Linked DNA regions of Homo sapiens: region 1 is linked to region 2. A link is a loop called in an ENCODE intact Hi-C map of the cell type or tissue named here. Cell type or tissue: heart left ventricle. All regions are shown on one strand. Each heading gives the region's core, and the rest is flanking DNA. Links, peaks and the distances in the headings are about the cores only. Region 1 overlaps BLOC1S4 (biogenesis of lysosomal organelles complex 1 subunit 4). Region 2 overlaps TBC1D14 (TBC1 domain family member 14).

What was found. Hi-C counts contacts between places; a loop is a spot of excess contacts. Peaks named below come from ENCODE experiments on the same cell type or tissue, not always from the same donor. Only the 100,000 strongest peaks of a DNase experiment are listed, where the experiment ranks them.
Region 1: a loop joins it to region 2, with 2.9 times the contacts of the local background. A loop is called at or near these places in 51 of 110 quality-filtered maps.

The regions. Positions count from the first base shown.
Region 1 is chr4:6,716,534-6,726,702 of GRCh38, forward strand. It overlaps BLOC1S4 (biogenesis of lysosomal organelles complex 1 subunit 4), which reads left to right. Exons shown (of 1, transcript NM_018366.3): 1 at 1-1,131. The coding sequence ends at 330. Among named protein-coding and RNA genes, the nearest start is that of BLOC1S4, 5.4 kb to the left of the region's middle. RefSeq lists enhancers at 43-682, 10,148-10,169. In heart left ventricle, for the core only: CTCF peaks have their summits at 3,878 (motif pointing right) and 4,090; a DNase peak (open chromatin) is centred at 3,898; H3K4me3 peaks cover 1,730 bases; H3K27ac peaks cover 396 bases.
Region 2 is chr4:6,982,338-6,990,842 of GRCh38, forward strand. All of the region lies in intron 3 of TBC1D14 (TBC1 domain family member 14), which reads left to right. Among named protein-coding and RNA genes, the nearest start is that of CFAP184, 56 kb to the right of the region's middle. RefSeq lists enhancers at 3,615-4,374, 4,180-4,229, 4,370-4,449, 4,375-5,134, 5,240-5,289 and a silencer at 4,730-5,139. In heart left ventricle, for the core only: a CTCF peak has its summit at 4,698; DNase peaks (open chromatin) are centred at 4,234 and 4,794; H3K4me3 peaks cover 3,251 bases; H3K27ac peaks cover 2,553 bases.

The sequences.
Region 1 (10,169 bases), core at 1-8,000, 270 kb before region 2:
GACTCGTCCCACGTCGTCAGCGAGGGCGTGCCGCGCATCCACGCGAAGGCCGCCGAGATGCGGCGCATCTACAGCAGGATCGACCGGCTGGAGGCCTTCGTGAGGATGGTGGGGGGCCGCGTGGCCAGGATGGAGGAGCAGGTCACCAAGGCCGAGGCCGAGCTGGGCACCTTCCCCAGGGCGTTCAAGAAGCTCCTGCACACGATGAACGTGCCCTCGCTCTTTAGCAAGTCTGCTCCCTCGAGGCCACAGCAAGCCGGCTACGAAGCCCCCGTCCTGTTTCGGACCGAAGACTACTTCCCTTGTTGCAGTGAAAGGCCTCAGCTCTGACGGCCTGACCACTGCGGCAAGAGGACCCCAGCTGGGGTGCTTACCTCCAGTATGAAGTGAATTGCAAATCCTGCTTATGGACATATATGATGTTGGAGTGTGGGATTTTAAAGTTTACTTTCTACAAACTCTCCGTAGTATATTCATGATTCAGTGTAGAATGTATAGACTTTATGTCTTCCAAGTTTAAAAAAAGAGACAGGGTCTTGGTATGTTGCCCAGACTGTTCGGAAACTCCTGGGCTCAAGTGATCCTTCCACCTCAGCCTCCCCAGTAGCTGGGACTACGGGGTCGCCACTGCACCCAGCCTGTGTCTTCCAGCTCTAATCAGAAAGCTGCTTGTCGAGGGCATGGGGAATCAAACTGAATGAACTTTTCTCTGCACTGTGGCAAAACTGTTATTTTTATGGATTTTACTAAATGGCGTTACCTTTTCAAGATTTATATGTTTGTATAATCATAAGAAAATTGAGCCATTAAAGCCTTGTTATTCAATCCTAATAGTCAGTTTTCTAGAACCTACTTTTAGGGTAAATGGTACATTATTTAATATTATATTAAACCTCCTATAGCGTGGATTGTAGACCAAAGGAAATGGTACAATTTCTGAGAATATATGTTGATTTTTTGTGACTAATTCCAAAGTTGTATTTGAAAGTATGACCTCACAGTCTTCATTTGTCCATAGCAAACATATGTGTGTGTGTGTGTATATATATATGTGGGTTGCCAATGTTTGGTTTATAATTTAAATGTTAATAGAAATTTTGAGTTTTATTGGAAATGATTTCCTTCTGAAAAGAGCTTTACGTATTTCCTTGTGTGTGTTTGAAATAGACGTACTGCTCATGTGCTTTTTTAGTAGTGGGATAAAGAAAAGGGGCTTGAGTATACCTCCTTTAGAGAGCTAATGTGAAAAGCTGTAGCTTCTATTTCAGAGCATGGTATATTTCTTTTCTTTTTTTTTTTTTTTTTTTTTTTTGAGACGGAGTCATGCTCTGTCGCCCAGGCTGGAGTGCAGTGGCGCAATCTCGGCCCACTGCAAGCTCCGCCTCCCGCGTTCACGCCATTCTCCTGCCTCAGCCTCCTGAGTAGCTGGGACTACAGGCGCCTGCCACCATGCCCGGCTAATTTTTTTTGTATTTTGTATTTTTTTTTAGTAGAGACGGGTTTTCACTGTGTTAGCCAGGATGGTCTCGATCCCCTGACCTCGTGATCCACCTGCCTCGGCCTCCCAAAGTGCTGAGATTACAGGCGTGAGCCACCGCGCCCGTCCAGAGCATGGTATATTTCTTTCCTCTCGAAATGGATAGTTAAATTATTTGTGTGAGTGAATGGTATTAGGATTTTCCTGCGGATACAGTAGACTTTTATTGAGATTCAAATCTATTTTATAAGGTGGCCCTCCTAAATAGTAGATGCTAAAAAAGCATACAGCTTAGGTTGCTTTTGTGTCATTTGCAGTGTCATCAAAGATCTTTGAGGTTCATAGAGTAGCTGTATTTTCATTTAGCTGTGTGTTGTGAAGAATCTGATCATGTAATCTTGCACCTAGCTTTCGTGGACCTTCATTGTCACATATTTACGTTTTTTATTCAGGTGGTTCATTGACGACAAATTAAGGAACTCTGAATGTAGAAGCTGAAAGAACAAGTAACCTACATTTAATATTCAGCAACTGCTGGTACCCCTATAAGTAATTCATGTGTTTCGATGACATAGTCACTGAATATGAAAATATCCTTACATAACAAAACATTGCTAAAAGATTTTTCACTTAAAGTTAACATTCAAAAGCAGTAATTAGGGGCCGGGCGCGGTAGTTCACAAGCACTTTGAGAGGCTGAGGCAGGCGGATCACAAGGTCAGGAGATCGAGACCATCCTGGCTAACATGGTGAAACCCTGTCTACTAAAAATACAAAAAAAAAAAAAAAAAATTAGCCAGGCATGGTGGTGGGCGCCTGTGGTCCCAGCTACTCAGGAGGCTGTGGCGGGAAAATGGTGTGAACCCGGGAGTCGGAGCGGAGATGACGCCACTGCACTCCAGCCGGGGCGACAGAGCAAGACTCTGTCTGAAAAAAAAGAAAAAAGAACTAATATCCACCTATCCACCTTGGCACTCCCACAATGCATATTCCCAGTGCTCTGTCCATCCCCACTGCTACCCAACCCATCCAAGCCACTGGCATCTCTCCTGGGCCACTCAACAGCCTCTTAAGTGGTCTCCTGCTTCCCCTTCCCCGCTCCAAGCCACTCCCGCATGTAACACATCAGCCAAAGGGGTCTTTAAACAACATAAATCAGACATATTGGGCTTTGCCTAAAGCTCTCATTAGCTTCTCTTCATATTAGAATAAAGCCCAATTTCTGTTCTCTGGCTTGAGGTGGCTCCTGCCCCCTTGCTCACTCCCCTGCAGCCTTCCCTTGACCTCGAAAGATGCCCCATAGCATCTTTCATATGAGGATATGGAAAGGGGACATATGAACTGTCCCCTTCATAGCGCTTGTTACAGTTTGTGAAATGTGTTTGTGTCATTATCTGATGACTGTCTGCCTTACTCACCTGGAGTAACAAGTGGATGTTAGCTGCATCCACTTGGCTGCATGCTCAGCAAGCAGGTAGCACATCCCTGGTACACTCACATATCTGTGCAATAAGCGATTGTCAGAGTGACTGAGTGAATGAACGACTACACAAAATGTAGGCACTCCATAAGGAATGCGAGACAGAAAGGCAGACAGGAGAATTCAGTCAGACTAAGGGCTGGCTCAGAAATCAAGCACCATGGGAAGACTAGGACACAAAGAAAAACAAGATGTGATTCTTTCCCAAGAGCTGGGCAGGCCAGTGGGTGAGAAAGTCAGACGCCCAATCCAGTTGAGTCCAACCTAAGGTTCAGTCAAACACCACACAGACATTCCCGTGGGCTCCAATGGGGCTTTGTTCCTAATCGTGCCCTGGGATGTTGATACAGAACTTACAAAACTATCCTTCTAAGAAGACTCCTTTTATGTGCTGAGAAGTTATCCAGATTCAGGCACAGTGGCTCATGCCTGTATTCCCAGGGCTTTGGGAGGCCTAGGCCAGAGGATCACTGGAGGCCAGAAGTTCGAGGCCAGCCTGGGCAACATAGTGAGACCCCGGCTCTACTAAAAATACAAAAATTAGCCAGGCACGGTGGCTCGTGCCTTGTAGTCCCAGCTACTCAGGAGGCTGAGGCAGGAGGATCACTTGAGCCCAGGAGTTCAAGGCTGCAGTGAGCTGTGATCACGCTACTGTCCTCCAACCTGGGTAACAGAGCAAAACCCTGTCTCAAAAAAAAAAAAATTAATTTAATTAAAAAAACCACAAACCACCATTTCCCAAAGTGACTGAAACCATTTGACCCACTAATGGAGAATGAGAGCGTCTCCTCTATACTGTTCATGGTCCAAGGGAAGCAAGGGTTCCAGCGGTCGGGTGTGAGCCCGTGGGAGGGAACTTGGTCATCAGGAAGGATGCGAGGACCCTCTGGCTGTGGGGTGTGGGGTCCGCGGTGGCTGCAGAGACTGGTCCCCCCACACCAGGGGGCGCTGCAGGAGCGGGAAAGGCCTGAAAACAGCTGGTCCAGCCCCTGTCCTCGGGAAACTAAAGCCTTATATCCTGCCACGGTCACTGGGCACTGGAAATTCAGAGCCCCAAGATCCTGTCCATGCTCGAGGGGCTCCCAGTGTGCAGACAGAGTGGGGACGGCAGCTGCAGCCCAAGGCACAGTGGCTATATTTGCATGGGGGTAGGAGGGGAGGAAATTAGGTGAGGGAGGCAGACAGGGTGCTAATTTGGACGTGCCCTGTCTGGTGGGGGCAGAAGACAAGGCCTGTTTATGTCCACCTGGCTCTTATCTCTCCCCGAAAGGAGCACGATCATTTATTTATGTACAGTTTGTCTGTCTCCCCAACGAGGAGGAAGATTGTGGTGTTTTTCCATTTTGTCCACTCTGAATCCGTGACACCTGGTACCAGGCACCTAGCACAGAGAAGGCACTGAAAACGTACCCACTGAGGGAATGACAGGGACATTGAGGATGAGCAGGTGCTGGCAAGGAGAGCAGGGAGGGTTTCAGGGCCCACAGGCTGCTCCCCCGTCAGCCCAGCTCCCGCCTCCCTTGGCCAGGGCCTGTGGATGCGTCTTCCTCCAACCTTCCCCCTTCCTCCCTGCTCCATCCTTACGCTCTAGATGCGGCTCATAAACAAGATATCATCGGACTTGACTCTCCTTGTCTGACCTGACAAGCATTTGTTTCATAGTAGGCGCACTCAGTCCGCTGAACCTTCATGGATCAACTCCGGCATCTGAGTGCTGTTCCCGAGTCACACCTGCCCTGTGCTCCTTTTCTTCCCAGTTCACCCTGGCTGCTGGGATCCAAGGCCTCTGGGGTCCCAAGCAAAGGGAGACATTTACCAGCGCACACCCCCCACCAACTCCGTCAAAAACATCGCCCAGGGCCCCAGTGTCCGCCCGAATCACCAAATGTCTCTGAGGTGGAAACAGCCCCAAACATCAGGCCACCCCAGGCCTGTGTCATTCCTGAGACCCTGGTCCAGGAGCTCTTCAGATGCTGGCAGCCTGCTAGTGCCTTCAAGCAGCTCTCTCGCTCTCTCTCTCTCTCTCTCTCACTCACCTAAAGAAGACAACCTATTACTTTAGGTGTGCAGAATAATTTTACTCTTTTTTTTTTGTCTCAATCTGAGACTTGTACTGGAAAACCCAGAAAACCCATTTCAGTGTTTTCTCATGTTAAAAAAAAAATGCAAAAACAAAAAACACCAGAGTTGGCTGGGCTCAGTGGCTCACGCCTGTAATCCCAGCACTTTGGGAGGCCAAGGTGGCCAGATCACCTGAGGTCAGGAGCTCGAGACCAGCCTGGCCAACATGATGAAACCCTGTCTCTACTAAAAATACAAAAATTAGCTGGGTGTGGTGGCCCACACCTGTAGTCTCAGCTACTTGGGAGGCTGAGGCAGGAGAATTGCTCGAACCTAGGAGGCAGAGGTTGCAATGAGCTGACATTGCGCCACTGCACTCCAACCTGGGTGACAAGAGCGAAACTTCATCTCAAACACACACGCACACACACACACACACACACACACACAAACACACCAGACTCCCTAAATATCTGTCGCAATTCCTAGACTTGAAAACACTTTCTGGTAGACTTTCTTAATAGAAGATTGTTTCCTGTTACACTATTAATTGAAATAAGAGCCAGCAAGATGGAAGGGGTGTGTGTGTGTGAGTGTGTCTGTGTATGTGTGTTTGCTAGTGATGTGAGAATTAGGAGTGGTTTGGAACATGCTGATTTTCAGTTTTCAACTGCCAGCACTACTGCTTTACAAACTTGTTCAGACATTCGATCCAAAATTCAAGAAAGATGGTAAATGCCAATGAGAGGGAGGGAGAAAAAACAAACTTGATATGTTGTATGTACTGCGGGATTTAGGAATGGGTTGACATACACAAGAATGCTCTAGAACAGAAGACAAATTATATAGCGTCGTGGTCAGACATGGCCCAAAGTTTTGTCCTGCCACTGCCTATCTATATAACATTAGGTGAGTTATCTCTCATCTCCAAGGCTCAGATTTCTCACCTGTAGAATGAGAAATAATAAATAGTATCTACCTCAAAAAATAAAACAGTTCAGAAAGACGTTTAAGTTGGAAATGTAATTGTTCTTATTTTCTTACTGACTTTTTGCAGTTTAGCCAGTTTTTATTATCTTTTTTCTAAAATTGTAAAATACACGTAACATAAATTACCATTTTATCCACTTTGAGAGTACAATTTACTTGCATTAAGTACATACATATTAATGCACAACCATCACCACCCATCCATCTTCAGAACCTTCTCTTCTCCCCCAAGTGAGGCTCTGTCCCCATCACACACTAGCTCTCTATTCCCCATGCCCCAGCCCCTGGCACCCCCATTCTACTTTGTGTCTCTATGAATTTGACGACTCTAGGGACCTCACAGAAGTGGAACCCTGCAGTATTCATCGTTTTGTGATTGGCTTCTACCACTGAGCATAGTGTCCTCAGGGTTCATCCACATTGTAGCCTGTGTCAGAATCTCCTTCCTTTTTAGGGCTGAATACTACTCCATGCTGTGCGTGCCCCCCTTGGCTTAGCCACTCTGTCAGTGGACCTGGGTTGCTTCCCCCTCTTGGCCGTTGCGACCAGTGAGTACGGCTGGACCCTCCAGCCCCTTCCCAGTGCAGTGCTCTGGCAGAGCCGTGAGCCCCGGCCGGGGGTCCGATGAGCGGCTGACGCCAATGGGGCCCTGGCCAGAGGTCTGATGAGCGACTGAAGCTGATGTTCCACTTGCCCAAGTCTCCCTTCCCCTCCAGCCAGGCTTGCTGGCCTGTGACCACACTTGACCCACATGACTTTCTCTTCCACTGCGACAAGTTACTTCCCAGTGGGCTCCTGGCCTCACACAAGGAGAGCCTGGTGAGCAGCTCAGCGGCGCCCAGGGGTAGCCACGCTTATCTACATCCCGGTCAAAGCCTCCATCCTAACTCATCTCCCCCTCTCCCGTTATTCCCAGGCCATGAGGAGGGAGTGAGAGGCGCTGCTTTGTAGAGAGGGACCAGTTCAGGCCAAGCAAGGCATTTAGGCTTCACCCCAAGAGCCCTGGAGAGCACCTGGGGCCCAAGACCAGGTGCGAAGGAGTTGGGCTCTGCAGCCAGGTTGCTGGCCTCGACCCCTGCAGCCTGCAGAGCGTGGGCATCTTGTTCTGCTGATGGTTGACTTCAGGGTGTGGGAACCTCTGAGGCTTTGACAACTTGAGGCTGGCAAGGAGGACAGGGAGCAGGTGGGATCTTCAAAGACTACACCTTTAAAGACTGTGACCTTTACCCTGGGGACCACAGGAGCCACTGGGGACTTCACTGGGAGTAACTCATCAGAGTGGAGTTACACTCAGTGGCCGCCTGTTTATCCTGAGATCTGCCCGCAGGCAACAGGCCCAGTCTGCACCGCAGTCTGTACCACACTGCCACAGATCCCTAAGGCTGTCCCTGACTGAAGTTGGTGGGGGACGAGGGAGTCACCGGGTGACAGAGCATGACTGTAAGGACACACGCTCATCACAAGTATGCATTGACCCTGCTCTGTGCTTGGAACCTGCCAAAGTTCAAGCATTTCTCCACATACCCCAAGAGGGGCCTGGCCAGCTCTGCCTGATGTCAACACTGACACCCAGGCCTTGGGTCCCTGGACTTCTCGTCTCTGGGCACTGGGGGCCAGCGTGGTGCAGTTGGGAGGGTCCCCAGAGCTGAGGCCCTTGAGTGAATGATTGCAACTCTTTGGGCCTCGGTTTCCTCATCTGGAGACTGTGATGGGGACTACATGAGCTCAACAGACCACCACAAGTCTCCCGAGTACCTGCTGGGGCCAGCCTGGCATCAGGCTCTGGGGATAGGCAGATCACATGCCCTTGAGCGACAAATCCCTATGTCCTCTGCACAGCGTGACTTGGACACTCGGCCCACCCCGTGGGTCTCCTGACCATCTTCCTCTATCCTTCAGGACACTCATTCTGAAAGAAGCCAGGCACCACGCTGCAAGGAAGCCCAGGCCAGCCCACACGACAAGACAGTGCAGAGAGCCATGTGGGAGGACCCAAGGCCCCCCAGACAGCCAGCGTGGCAGCGACCCAGCCTCCATGTTCGAGCCCTAGCCTCTGAGTCATTCAGTGGAGGCCCCAAACGTCATGACACAGAGACAAGCCGTTCCCTCTGTGTCCTGCCCAAATTCCTGACCCACAGACTTTGTGAGCTGAATGAATGTGCTCTGCAGCCACAGTAACGGGAACACCCACCGTGGCCACTCTGCCCTAGCAGGGAGCAGCTCGAGGGTAGGCCAGCCGAGTTAGCACTGGCCACCGAGCCAGCACCAGCAGGGCCAGAGGGACACGTGTGGGGCTGGACTGCTCAGAGGATACAGCATGGGCAACAATGAGGAGTCAGCGAAGACGGCCTTGGGCCTCGGCCTTGGCAGAGCCCTGGCAGAGCGGGCAAAGGAAGCTGCCAGGTGCATCAGGCGAGGGAGGGAGCCCCAGGAAAGGAAAGCCTGCACAGACAGGGGGGTGGGGACCTGCCCAGGTGCCTGGGGGCACTGTCAGAGCACCACGTGCCAAGGAACACGTGGGAGCGGGGTGGCAGGGAGAGGCTGCTCCTGGGGCCTTGGCTTGCAGTGTGTCACCAGGAAGGTGTTCAGTTAGAGGAAGACAAAGGGGAGGACAGGCTGGGGACAGTGGACGGGGGCATTGCCGCTCTGTCATCACTGGGTCCACCTTTGAGGGGCTGGGAAGACCAGGGCCCCCCGAATCCGGGGCTCGGCTCCACATCCTGCCCACCAGCCTGCCAGGGATGGACCAAACTCCAGGAGGCCCCGACACGTGAAGGAAACAGTGGTCGGAAGAGCAGGCACCCAGCTCAGGGCACTGGCAGGCAGGGCCCCGGGACTGCTTCTCCACCAGCTGCTGTGAGTGAGCCTGGTGGCCTACCCCTGCTGTCCTGGCCAGGTCGAATTTTTGGATGTGCCTTGGAACAACTAGGCAGCATGTGCACACACACGCACGCACGCACATCACACACATCACACATGCATGCACACACATCACACACAATCATACCACACACACACGCACACACATCACGCACATCACACACGCATGCACACACACCACACACAATCATACACACACGCATGCACACACATCACACACAATCATACCACACACATGCACACACATCACACGCAATCATACCACACACATGCACACACATCACACGCAATCATACCACACACATGCACACACGTCACACACATCACACACAATCATACCACACATGCGTGCACACACATCACACACATCACACACAATCATACGACACACACATGCACACACATCACACACAATCATACCACACACGCATGCACACAACACACAATCATACCACACACGCATGCACACACATCACACACAATCATACCACACACACATGCACACACATCACACACAATCATACCACACACGCATGCACACACATCACACACAGTCATACCACACACACATGCACACACATCACACACAGTCATACCACACACACATGCACACACATCACACACAATCATACTACACACACATGCACACACATGCACACACATCACACACAATCATACCACACACGCATGCACACACATCACACATAATCATACCACACACGCATGCACACACATCACACACAATCATACCACACACGCATGCAGACACAACACGTACACATGCATGCATGCATGTGTATCACACACATTACACCACATATCACACATGCACACACAACACACATCATGTACACACACGCCACATACCACACACACAAACATTATGCACATATGCATCCCACACATGCCTCACACACACAACGTACCACACACACACACACACACACTGTGGTGATAAAATACATGGGCATGGCATTCAGGCAGAGATTGGTTCCATCCCTGTTCCATTTTTTTTTTTTTTTTCGGAGATGGAGTCTCGCACTGTCACCCTGGCTGGAGTGCAGTGGCGTGATCTTGGCTCACTGCAACCTCTGCCTCCCAGGTTCATGTAATTCTCCTGCCTCAGCCTCCCAAGTAGCTGGGATTACAGGTGCCCCCCACCATGCCCAGCTAATTTTTTGTATTTGTAGTAGAGATGGGGTTTCACTATGTTGGCCAGGCTGGTCTTGACCTCCTGACCTCGTGCCCACCTCAGCATCCCAAAGTGCTGGGATTACAGGC
Region 2 (8,505 bases), core at 1-8,000:
GTCAGTCTCGAAAGTTTGCGTGCTGTGATTTCATTTGTATCACATACTTGAAAAGACAAAGTTGTAGTGATGGAGAACAGATTCACAGTGCCAGGGGTGGGGTAGGGTGTGACTACCGAGGGCTAACACAAAGGAGGTTTTGAGAGTGATCCAACTGTTTTATATCTTGATTGTCATAATGGTGGCTACAAGGCAACATTTTAGAAGTCATAGGACTATATACACTAAAAAGCTAACTGTATGTTAATTCAAAAAATTAACATGAATTAATGGATCATTTAGGGTTCTTTTGACCCAGCATTTCCACTTCTGTTAATTTCTCCTACAGATGAATACGCATATAGGTGAAATGACAGTTGTATAAGGGTATTGATCGCAGCACAAGTGATTGGAAGCTATCTAAATGTTTGGCAGGGAATTGGTGAAATCCTAAATGAAATACTGCACCGACCTCACAAAGCAAGATGGATCACTATTTGTATAGTGTGGTCTATGTGGCTAAAGATACACACACATCCTCATAAATGCAGAGACCATATTTGGAAGGGTACTTACAAAATAGCTATTAGTGGAATTTCTTTGGAGAGGAGAACAAACTGGGTACATGGGAGATAGGAGGGAGACCTACTTTCCACTGTATACACTTTTGTACCTTTTGTATTTTGTTCTGTGTACATGTCTACTTAAAAGAATTTTTTTTTTTGAGACAAAGTCTTGTTCTGTTGCCCAGACTGGAGTGCAGTGGCACGATCTCGCCTCACTGCAACCTCTGCCTCCTGGGTTCAAGCAATTTCTGGCTAATTTTTGTATTTTTAGTAGAGACAGGGTTTCACCATGTTGGCCAGGCTGGTCTTGAACTCCTGACCTCAAGTGATCCGCCTGCCTTGGCCTCCCAAAGTGCTAGGATTACAGGCGTGAGCCACCGTACCCGGCCTTTAAAATATATATATATATTTTTAATGTGTAGAATGACAGAAAAATTGTTGAGGAAATTTGGGCAAAGGACAGCAAGATGAAACCAGACGTAAGTGGATGCCCCAAGATACAACTCACAGAATCTCATGTAACTCCTAGAGGTGTGCTACAAATTTTACATTGAGCTTTCTAGTGGCCAGAGCAGAGGGAAACATTATACAGCTGGTGACCGAGTTGAAAGCTGAACCTACTCTGGAAGTTTTGGCTTGTCAAGGTGGTAGAGGTCATGTTTGTATGGGACTGGGATCGTTTGGTGGAGAACAGGTCTATCAGGAGATTATCCCATAAAATGTCTAATCCCCATTTGTCCCCATTAATGTTGGGGTTTAGAGAAGCAGCAGGTTAATTACATATCATACTTCCACATGATGCCAAGAACTAGAAAGAAGGAAGTGATCTGAAGTTTCTACAGGGGAAATGGCAGCATGGTTGTTTAATTTGCACTTTCCTTTTTAGTCTTCTATTATCCTGGTAACAGCTTATTTATTCTGAGAAGTATAAATTCTTCATCCCCAATGCCTTTTAACAATAAAGACTGAAATTCCTATTTAATGCTTAATGCTTCCTAAGTTTTGCTTATTTTTCCTAATGTGGAAGTGATAAGTTTCCGTTAGTTGGAGAGGGTAGTGTTGAGAGCACAGTTTCTTTGGTGCAAACACTGTGGATCTTGTGTTCAGTCTTACTGCTGCGTCTCGCCAGAAGGAATAGGAATTCAGGAACAGGAAACACATTTGTTCTTTTACAGGTCTTTACTGGGGCCTTTCACAGTACTGGGGTGAGAGGGGTCTCAGGCCTGTGAACATGGGGTTGGGGTGGGTTGGGAAGACTCTGGCTTTGGGATTAGAAAGCTGGAATGTGTACCTTGGTTCTGTCATTTACAGTCAGTCGTGTGGACTTAAGCCCATGTCTTTGTCTCTCTGAGCCTCAGTATCCTCTGCAGAGGTAGTGCTCACATTGCCTATGCTCGTGAGGGTGAAGTACAATGCAGCATGGGGTCGTGGAGCAGTGGCTGGCATCCTGGCATCCCATGGGAGCTTCGGCACGGTCAGGACTCCTCATTGTGGTCTCCTGTCACAGCTAGACCTTCAGTCTTGTGTGCATAGAAAAAAGCCAGCAACAGACCCAAAAAACAACCTTGCTGCAGTAATAATTCGGTGTGGTTTGGAAATAGTTGGTGAAATCGATTTTTGATGCCATCTGAATTAGCTTAAAAATTATTTTTCACATTTTAAATACAATTTATGAAAAAATACTTATCAAATACTCAAATGATAGATGCAAGACAGGAAAATCCTTTCCCTCCTGAGACTTCACAGCCCCCGTTACAGGAGTCTCTGATGGTTTCATGTCTGCCCTCCCAGGCCTTTCTCTGAGACAAATTATGTATGTGTAAATTTCGTCCACACAATTGCATAGACATGATGTAATTGCAGACTGAGTTCTTTGAGCACCTTCTCTCTGGTATGCTTAGGAATCTTGTTAAACACATAACTTGAAGCTGTAGTAGCCTGTGATTGTAAGGAGGGGACTGTCTGTGTTCTAAGTCTGGTTTCTGGCTGACCTTGGACTCGGCAGTGGTGTCTGCAGGCGGGTGGCCCGTTGTGTACGATTGTGAACGCCGAAGAGATGGTGCAGCTCAATTGATGCCGCTTCCCAGAAAGACCGAGAGAAAAGCCCCTGGGAGCTTTTGAATGCTTTTGCCCTCGCCTGGGCAATTTAATGTGTTAATGTGCCCCACTTAGATGGAGCGGCTGTTGACATTTTGCCATATTTACTTTATTGTGCCTCTATTTTTTAAAAAATTGAACCATTTGCAGTATTATGACATCTTACTGCTAAATACTTCAGCACACAGCTCTTAAGAGTAAAGACATTCTCCTACATAACCATGACTGTTACCACACCCAGGAGAATGATGGGGAATTCCATAGTAGCATCTGATACCCAGAGCATGTTCTAATTTCCTCAGTTGTATCAAGCTGTTCTTTTTGAACCAGGATCCAGTCAGGTTTGTGTATTGCCTTAATTATATGTCCCTTTATTCTTTTCATATAAAACACTCCTTTTTCTCACGACTTTTACCTTTTTTAAAATTAAAATGATCAAGGTCAAAGATTTATTTTACGCCTTGAGGAGACCAGTAAGAGATAAAACTTATGCCAAGAGCATTTGAGGAATTAGGGGTGTGTGTGTGTTTGTACACACATATATGCGTAAAACCCAAAAAGAACTAGAGTAAGATGGCTAGGTTAGATTTCAATGAACAAACAAACTGGTGACAATAAAACATAATCTTTGGGGTTATCTTTTCTTTTGGACATTATCTACAAGTTAATATGTAACTTTACAGTATCGGGGCTTGAATGGAGTAACAAATAGCACAGGGACAGTGTCCTAGATAATTAATCTTTAGGCAGCCATGCTAAAAGTGCCCAGGAATTAATTGAAAGAATAACCCCTACTCCTGCTTTTGCCTTATTTTCAAATTTTGGATAATTGTCTTAACAAGGCGTTCGCTAATCCTTTCAGCCAGAATCAGCCTCTTTCCCTTTTATCCTATTTTTAAAAATGGCTTGAGGTATAAATAATATACCATGAGATCCACTCATTGTAAGTGTTCCACGATTTTAATAAATGTATACAGTTATGCAACTATCATTGCAATCTAGTTTCAAAATATGTTCGACATCCAAAGTTTTATTTTTCATCACCCAAAAAAGTTCCTTCGTGCCTGTTTGCAGTTGATCCCACTCTCACCCCCAGGCAAACATGAATTTGCTTCCTCTCTAGAGATTTACCTTTTTAAGAAGTGTCACATAAATGGAATAATGGAATTTTCTTGTCTGGCATCTTTCACCTGGCCTAGCGTTTTTGAGGTTCATCCATGTAGGCCCATGTCTCAGCAGTTTCTTTTCATGGCCATTTCCCTGCTGCTCATGCATCCGCGGTTGGTGGACGTTCTGGTTGGCGTGGACAATGCTGTTAGGAATGTTTGCATGCAAGTCTCTCTGGTCGTATTTCTCTTGGGTGGGTTCCAGGGAGTATGGTAGGGGATGCTGAATTATAGAAGAAGCTGCACCATTTTACACTCCTACCAAGGATTTAGGAGAATTCCAGCTTCTCTAAGTCTTTGCTATCACTTGCCATTGTCCTTTTTATTTTATCCTGGCGGCCGTCACAGGCTTCCTCTGATGGAGACCTGTCTGCCGGCGATTTGGTAGTTCTGAATCCCAGGAGATCTGCGGGGGGAGCCTTGGGCTAGGCCCCGTCACGGGAGAGCCTCGTGTTGTCGCAGACCGGACTTGCTCAGCCCTGGGACCTGGGGCCCGCGGCTGACCAGAAGTAATTTTGACCCGACGTAGTCCTTATGGTGTAGGGTCGAAGTTTAAAGACTGTTTTTAAAAACCTGAGGTCTCATCGACAGCGTACCGCGCCATCTGAAGGGCGCTGTCCCGCCAGCTTCCGTCTCCCTCCCGGCAGCCCCGGGGCGCCTGTTCGGCTTCTCTGAGTGTTTTGTGTGCTCCCTGACGTTTTAAACCCACCTGTTAATACTTTGTGAAAAACAGGAGCCACGGTAGCCCGTAAAAACTGCTCACAATCACCCCGCCACCCAGAGCTCACTAGTGCGACTATTTTTGTGCAATTTCTTTTGGCAACACGTTTCTCAGCTCTCGGGTGATCTTTAAGGCAGAAGCTGGCTCTCCGCCTGTCGGCGCGCGTCCCCGGTGTTTACGGCCGGTGGGGCCGTACCACGGGGACGCCCCAGCCCCGCCCCTTGTGCCCGCCCCTCGCCGCTCATCAGCCCCGCCCCCTTGGGAGTCTCCAGCCAGGCCTGACGCGCCGAGCCGGCAGCGCGGATCGCCTCGCTGTGTCTGCGCGCGATTGAGCGGCCTGCCGCCCCGCCCCGCCCCGCGAGTCTGAGGAGCCGCCGCGTCCGCCCGCCCGCCCGCGGTCCGGGAGGGAGGGAGGGAGGCCGGCCCTCCGCTCGCTGGGCATGGAGCCTCCGGCCGCGCGCCTCTAAGGCCCCGGCGTTCATGGTGAGTCGGGGTGCGGGCCGGTGCCTCTCCCTGCGCCCCAGGCCTGCCCGGTCCCGTGGGCCTGTCCTGTCCTGGGCCTGCCAGCCCTGCGGCCCCGCGCAGGTGGAGGGTGCGAGTGTGCATGTGTGCGGTTGTGCGGGTGTGCGAGCATCACGTGTATCTGTCCTCAACAGCCGAAGCTTGCTGTGCATGCTGCTGATGCGCTCTCCTCCCTGGTACTCTTTGTGTCTGTGTTTCCACGTATTTTCTTCTGGTTCACGTTTACTAGGACGACGAGAGACAGCGTGAGCGAGCACGTCCTTTGAGTCCTCCTTACCCTGTTTTCAGAGCCGGGCCAGGCCCAGCAGCCCCCTTAGAGGTCAGAAGGGCCTCGCCTGCGATCCGATGAGCCTTTGTATGGAGATGAGACTGCGCTCCGAGCTCTAGAGCCCAATGAGGTGGTCAGGTTGCAACAGCAACCGGGCGTGTTAAAACCTAGTTCCTTTGAATATGTTTCATTCACCAGCCCGCATATTAACTTTTGATGCTCTGGGAGGAATATGACTATTAGAAAAGGACTCCTGAGAGTGCTTCCCAGAATGCCAACATTCCCAGTAACTTAGAGAACGCTTTCCAGGAGGGGACTGCAGCTTGTTAAAGAACCCAGGCCAGAGGAACCACTCAGATGTTCTCAGTGGCTTTACTTACTGTGAGGTCAGGCTTCAGGGGTTAGCCGGGGCTGCCTTTTGGAAGGTGGGACCTTTCTAAGACCTGTGCAGGCCATTCTTCCCCCTCAAAATGGCAAAACAGCCCCTCCCAGATGCTAAACTGGGCTCCCCCCTCCAAGACAATTGCTTTTACAAATGGCCAAGTGTGAGACCAGCCGCGGTGTTGCGGACACTTTCAGTTTCGTGCCCTTTTCCACAAGCAACCCTCTTAGAGTGGAATGTTGTGAAGAGTAATTTCATAGTATATAGTGACAGTCATACTCCTATCATTTCTGGGCACCTGCTTTGGCTCTGCAGCTTATGCTGGTTCTCATTTAATCTTCAAGTGTAACAGATGAGGAAACAGGCTTGTGGATGGAGGAGGAGCTCAAGGTCATTCTGCTGGTGGTGCTGGCTCAGACCAGGCCTGCCGCTGTCCCCCAGCGCTTCCCTGGGTCCTCAGCCTGTGCAGATGTGGTGGCCGTGCTGTCACAGCATTAGTTCAAGTCAGTCTTTTGATAGGTACCACTCGGATGGCCAGCCTGCCTTGGCAGCTTTATTCCAGGCGCGCTCCCAAATCCTCAGGTTATTTTCACTGGTGAATCTTGATACTGCAGACAGCGGGGTCGGAGATTTAAGCACAGGATTTGACTGATGACCCTTTCCTCTTCTAGGTAAAATAGATTTCCAGGGAGCCAGAGGCTCCTTCCTGGAAGTCAGGGGGCTTCCAGTAGCAGGTTATTGACATCATTGGCTGTTTTGTAGTGTTCCTCCAGTTCATAAGTAGCATTGATGACCTTTCTTGTCTTTCTACCAGGAGTACTTTCTTTTTTCTTTCTTTCTTTCTTTCTTTTTTTTTTTTTTTTTTTTTTTGAGACAGGGTCTTGTCCTGTTGCCCTGGTGCGGTTATGGCTTACTGCAACCTTGAACTCCTGGGCTCAAGTGATCCTTGTCTCAGCCTCTTGAGTAGTTGGGACCACAGGCACAGCACCTCTGTGCCAGGCTTAGGAATACTTCTTCATTGTTTGAGAATCATGATCCTTTCTTTTCGCTCTTAAAACAAATGTGCATTGAAGCAGGCTTTTCCCCCGCTTTTTAAACCAACAAACGTTAAACCTAATTCAGGAGCCTCGTGCCCTTCTTGTCTTTAGCACTGTGCAGATCACACGTGGAATGTAGACCCTGCCCCTGGATGCGTCTGAGGGGCTCCCCATACCTCATAGTCTCTCCTCTGGCTCTCCTCTCTCTCCTGGGGCTTGTCCCAGCACCTCTGGGTAACGTGTTGAGACCTTCAAATCTAGAGCAAAACAACTTTGACTCTGCACCATTCCCGGTTCAAATCCTGGTGCTAGCCTGCTTGTGGGTGTCTCTTGGCCACTGCTTCTGCTGTCAGAGTGCCTCTTCCTCTTGGCCTCTAGCCCACGTCTTACCTGTCTGTCCACTCAGCTGGCCCCTTTGTGAAAGCTTCCCATGTCCCCCTGGCCTCAGGCATCCTGCCCTTCCTCCCACAGTGTGTGGCTCGCCCCTCCTGGCACATCTCACGGTCTCACCTGTGTGGGAGCCTCTGCCTGCATCGTATTGCCCCTGTCGAGTGAGCCCTGCTGGGTTGGAGATTGAGGATCTCCTAAACTGCCAGGCCCGCGTGGTCCCTTCACAAATTAGTTTCCTCTTTTCCACATGGCCCCTTCCCTCTTGCCCTGCATGCTGAGTCTCATGCAGAGCCCTCTGCATGAGACTGGGGCTCTGCTCAGGCACCCTGCCTCCCTGCCTTTTTTCTTCAACCTTAGCTGGGTCATCAGACCACACCCCACAAGTTGGCTGCTAGTGAGGTGCTGCTGCCATGTTGGTATGGTCTCGTCTTTCCCAGCGTGATTCCTTATAAGCTGCCCAGAGCAGGGACTTCGAACAACTGTGCTTCTAAACTGACAGCCTGCAAACTTTTTTGAAATTATCCCCAGTTAGACACTTTAAATTGAGACTCATTGTACTGACATAACTAAGTGTAAAGCTGAAGCAAATTGTATTTATGTACTGTGTTTTATTGTTTTGTTTTTTTTAAAAATGCTGTTGTGACCAATCAAACTGATCTGCTGCTAGAACTTTGAAGAACCTTGTTCTAAATTCCTTCTGGGGGCTGGGTGCAGTGGCTCACGCCTGTAATCCCAGCACTTTGGAGGCTGAGGTGGGTGGATCACTTGAGATCAGGAGTTCCAGACCAGCCTGGCCAACATGGCAAAACCCTGTCTCTACTAAAAATACAAAAATTAGCTGGGCCTGGTGGCACGCGCTTGTAATCCCAGCTACTTGGGAGGCTGAGGCAGGAGAATCGCTTGAACCCGGGAGGCAGAGGTTGCAGTGAGCCAAGGTTGCACCACTGCACTTCAGCCTGGGTGACAGAACGAGACTCCTCAAAAATAAATAAATAAATTCCCTTTAGGGTTGTCCAGGGTGGCAGCTGTCACTTAAGTGGGCAGTTTATTTTACCTGTTAGTCTGCAGGGATTTTGACGAGCACAGCAAGACGGGCATCGATGCTTGGTTTAAACCAAGAGACTTCAAAATTTGGTCCCATGCAGAGATGGAACTTGGGAATGATGAGTTGGACTGAAGTGGACCGCACCAGTACTTGCCTGGCACACAGAAAGGGCTTGGCACTTGAGGGAGTGAGTGCCCAGCCATTTTACATATCTTATCTCTTGACCGCCACAGTGGTCTGTACAGTTGCTACTGTTTTATAGCTGAGAACAGACTGAGAGACAAGACGACTCACCCAAGCCAGGACCTAGAACTCTGGTTTTACTTCCAGAG